2 separate regions of the Homo sapiens genome follow, and region 1 is linked to region 2. Evidence: chromatin loops called from intact Hi-C (ENCODE). Cell type or tissue: B cell. All regions are shown on one strand.

Region 1 (2,500 bases), 200 kb before region 2:
ATTATTATTATACATTTATTTTCTGAGTTTATTCCAGACTCTGGAAATTCCATTTTAGTAATATAGTCAGCAAGTGACATTATATTTTATTATTAAGCTTATTTATATATATAATTATAAATTTATATATAATTCTTAATAAAATTATTTATTAATTTATTATTTATTACATTATATTATATTTTGCTTAACCATTTTTCTGTGATAAATATTTAGGTGATTACCTATTTTTTCTTATTCTTGAGAATGTTAAGATTATATTAGATGTTATATATCTTTGAAGAACATGTAGGAGTTTGAATATTTGTTAGTTTTTTTAATAAAGTAAAATATGGCAAATCTCATTATAGTATTAATTTTAATGTCAAAGAGGCAAGGCATCTCAAAAGAGCATTACAGATTAAAGGTATCAAGAGGGCAATACAGTGTATAGAAAAGAAGTATAGTCACAAAGAACGTTTCTGATTTGTGTTTTTCAGGTACATCTAGTTCTTCTATTTGTCTACCTATAGGTGCACTCATAACATTTTAATTTATTTCATGTGTTGTCATCGTTATCCTCTGTATTACTCTGAGAAAGAAGATGTTACCTGTTTGTGAAAAAGAGGGTGAGTGAAACAGGGTTAGTTTCAATCATTAAAAAAAGAAATTCCAAGGGCTGTGGCAAAATCCGTCATGAAAAGAGTTGTTATGAAAAAACTCTTCCACATGCTTGGTAATTCCCGCAGTGAAGGGTATATCTTTTTTAAAGTGATAGTTTACTCTGGAATATTACAAAGGTAGGCTGTTAGTTATCATTAATACTTATGGTAAATTGAGTTTAAGAGTCTTTACTGAGGACAGGTTTTTGCACGAGAGAATATGGACCACAGACAACTGGTGGGAGGAAGCTCATTGAGAGGTAAAAAAAGGTAGAGACTGGAAGGAGATTTTTCAAAGAGACTATTGCAGTAGTTAAGATGAGAGTTGATGGTGGCCTGGACTAGAGTAGCAGCAAAGGGGACTGAGGGATTAAGGACAAGTTTAGGATAGCAAGATTTGCTGAAGGAACAGCTGTGGTAAAAGAGCAAAATATAAGAATTGTCCCGATGATTGTTTGCTTTTTGGTGTTAGATGAAGAAAACTTTTACAAATACGGGAAAGATCAGAGAAAGAATAAACTATGGAAAGAGAATCCAGAGTTCAATTTTGAACATGTTAATTTTGAAACGCCTATTTTACATCCAAAGGAATAGGTTAATTATCTCTATATATGAATCTGAAATATATGGAACATATAAGGACCAGTGGTTTAAATTTTAGAGTATAATGAATAGACTCTCCAAGGGGACAAATCATAGGTTATGACTCTCACTATTATAGAGTGGAAATAATCTGCAAGTTCTGTAATTGGAGTATTTTTATGCCCAACTAAGCATTTGAAAATATACTTTGGTCAATCTCAAGAGAATTTGAGTCTGAATCTCCCAATTTTTTACTCGTAGCATACTCTTACAATGTACTGCCATGAGGGGGAGTGTTTGGGCTGTATTCCTCTTATGGATACATTAATGTCGCTGTATCTCTAGGTCACAGAGTATGTGTGAACCAATACTTCATTTGAGACAGCCTCACATGGAGAATGCAATGAGCCATTCTCTTCTCACATACAGGTAAATTGGAAGGTTTGTGAATTTGTTACTGTTATTTTGTACACTTCAAATTTAAGATTTAACCTTCCAAATTAAATCATGCATTTGGTAGCAACAATTATTTTAGAAATAAATGAAAACAATGATTTGGTTAAATATATAATCAAATTTCATGAATTATTGGTTTCTAATGAGGTTATATTAATATTAATGTCTTTGAATATTTCTATTTATTCCCTGATTCAGATCCCCTCCCATCATCACCAATTGAATGACTGCTTTGATTTGCATTTTTTCAGATTATTAATAAGTATGAGCATGTATTCATATATTTGTTAGCCATTCAAGTTTCCCCTTCTGTAAAGTTCTTGTCTACATCTTCAAGTAATGTCTGGTTGGCTGTTTATATTTGCAAATTTTTTTTTTTTTTTTTGAGACGGAGTCTTGCTCTGTCACCCAGAGCTGGAGTGCAATGCTGCGATCTCAGCTCACTGCAACCTCCACTTCTGGGGCTCAAGTGATTCTCCTGCCTCAGCCTCCCAGGTAGCTGGGATTACAGGTGCCCACCACCATGCCCAGCTAATTTTTTGTATTTTCTTTTTTTTTGAGACGGAGTTTCACTCTTGTTGCCCAGGCTGGAGTGCAATGGTGAGATCTCGGCTCACTGCAACCTCCGCCTCCTGGGTTCAAGTGATTCTCCTGCCTCAGCCTCCCAAGTCACTAGGATTGCAGGTGTCCACCACCACGCCCAGCTAATTTTTGTTATTTTTTAGTAGAGAAGGGGTTTCATCATATTTTGAGGCTGGTCTTGAACTCCTGACCTCAGGTGATCCACCTGCTTTGGCCTCCCAAAGTGCTGGGATTACAGG
Region 2 (2,500 bases):
ACTACTCTATTTCAAGGTTTACCACGCTAATCAAGGTGGGGTGAAGGGCAGGCGTGGTGGCTCATGCTTGTAATCCCAACATTTTGGGAGGCTGAGGCAGACAGATCACTTGAGGCCAGGAGTTCGAAACCAGCCTAGCCAAAATGGCAAAACCCTGTCTCTACTATAAATACAAAAATTAGCCAGACGTGGTTGCACATGCCTGTATAATCCCAGTTACTTGTGAGGCTGAGGCACGAGAATCACTTGAACCAGGGAGGCAGACGTTGCAGTGAGCCGAGATCGCGTCGCTGCACTCCAGCCTGGGTGACAGAGCAAGATTCTGTCTCCAAAAAAAAAAGGCGGGGGGGGTGATATAAGCAAAAGAATAGGCACATCAGTAGAACACTACAATAATAATTGTTTCAGGCAAGATTCATTGATGAATGCTAAAATTACTAAATGAAATTTAATGAGAAACTGGATATTTTTATTACCTCAAAATATCTCTCCCAAAATTTACTGATTACTGCTGTGGCAGTTTCTCGGTTTCTCCAGAAAGCAAAGATTAATTCTTTTCCCTTGTGGCTACAAACTTCTATAGACTTAGTGACTCACTTCTAACAATGGAAAGGAATAAATATTAACTATATAGAGTAGAGAAACCTAGCAGACACCACCTTAACTAAGTACTACAGACTTAGTAGTACTAAATGCAATGAGAAAGGCATAACACAAAGGGAAAGACACGTAACTTCTGTGGTATGCTTCCCCAAAATTCATAACCTCAGGCTAATAATGAGGAAACAACGAACAAACAAATGTAAGTTCAGGAGCACTGTACACAATTTCTGACCATTACTCTTCAAAAGTATCAAAGTCATGAAAGACTTTACACAGAGAAACTGTCACAGATTAGAAGAGACAAAGAGATATGACAACTAAATGCAATATAGTATCGTAGTTTAGATTATGAAATAGAAAAAAAAATAGTGGGAAAACTGAGGAAATGTGAATAAAATCTGTAGTTGATAGAATCAGTGTTAATTTTTTAGTAAAATATTAACATACAGAAAGCTGAGGAGTATACAGGACTCTTGTGCTACCTTTGGAACGGTTCTATAAATCTTTATAAAATTATTTTAAAATTAAAAGTTAAAAAAGTTAATACCATTTATTATGTATGTAAATCAGATGTTTTAAAAGACTATAAAACTAAAATTAGAAATAAACTCGAAGTGAAAATTTGTAAGATTATCCATAATCTGAATTTCAAGCTTTTCCAAACAAATCTATTGTTCATCAAAACTCAGTTTTCAATGAGTGCTATAAATCTGAACTCATAAAAACACATTTATACCATCAACATACCAGCTTTTGTTTATACACTGGATAACCATACAAATATTTCAGTTGTAAAAAAGATCCTGAAATTTAAAAGGTTTGACCAAAAAATTATTTATGCCACCTAGTGGTGACTGAGATAAATATGACCACTTAACAACAAATGAATTGAGGGACTGAAGATGCCTATACTTTTGACAAATAAAACAACTGGGAGAAAAATGCTGACAATGTGATAACATTTAATATTTGAGATCATGTAACTTAAAGATACTCAAAAATAAAACATTCCAGTAAAATCGGTTTAAAACATCAATTTAAGAAAGGGGAGCAGCTTTCTGGCTACATGAGCAAGCAGAATATTTTCAAGTATATTAGAGGATGATGTCCATGTTTATTATCTCCATATTATACCATATCAAACACACAATACCTCCAAATCATTATCTTCATTATGGAGATTTTCTTGCAATACAATAATTGATTGGAAAAGGGAGGAAAATAAAGAAAGCAAGGAGGGTATTCTTAAATGATGAGGAGAAAATAAAACAAAACTATGGACAAGATTAGCCATTCCACTTTGTGCAGACTACTGAAAGAACAAAGATGAAGCATGTAGTGGTATAAAGGGAATAAAGGGCTTAGGTTTTCCTCCTTGGCTTGCAGTATGCATCCTAGAGCAGAAAACTTGCCTTTCTAAACTCCTATACCAAGATCTATAAACTGACATGACAGAATAAACTTATTATCCCTTTAAATTCTAGTATTCTACCAGGCAACCACAATAAATATTCCCGAATCCTTAATAAAAAATAATTTTGGTGATATCAATATCAACTTAACACTACAATTAGGAAACAATAGTACTTAAAGAGTTCATGGCACACAGTAAGCGCTTCATAAATATTAACTATTAGCAGAACAGGAAAAGGTGAGAGAAAACTAGCACACAGTATTTTCTAATCCTAGTTTTGAGACTATTACACACTTAATACCTTCCTCATAAATGTAAACCAAAAATAATCTGTCATCATTCTATATAAGACAGATGTCTTCACTTATTGTTACTTAGGGGAAATCAAATCATAACCTTTTAATAAGACACAAGAAAAACTCTCTTTGCACTGATTTTTATTAAACAAGTAAGGCTGGTAGTGGAACATATTTTTATTTAATG

Evidence for each region. Hi-C counts contacts between places; a loop is a spot of excess contacts. Peaks named below come from ENCODE experiments on the same cell type or tissue, not always from the same donor. Only the 100,000 strongest peaks of a DNase experiment are listed, where the experiment ranks them.
Region 1: it touches region 2 in a loop (11-fold over the local background); 35 of 110 quality-filtered maps call a loop at or near these places.

Annotation. Positions count from the first base shown.
Region 1 is chr3:112,326,043-112,328,542 of GRCh38, forward strand. LOC105374042 (a long non-coding RNA gene) reads left to right here. Exons shown (of 5, transcript NR_147411.1): 2 at 480-608; 3 at 1,569-1,652. Among named protein-coding and RNA genes, the nearest start is that of CD200, 5.9 kb to the right of the region's middle. In B cell, CTCF peaks have their summits at 1,518 and 1,717; a DNase peak (open chromatin) is centred at 1,529.
Region 2 is chr3:112,530,073-112,532,572 of GRCh38, forward strand. ATG3 (autophagy related 3) reads right to left here. Exons shown (of 12, transcript NM_022488.5): 12 at 2,438-2,500. Among named protein-coding and RNA genes, the nearest start is that of ATG3, 31 kb to the right of the region's middle. In B cell, CTCF peaks have their summits at 1,429 (motif pointing left) and 1,645; a DNase peak (open chromatin) is centred at 1,449; H3K27ac peaks cover 602 bases.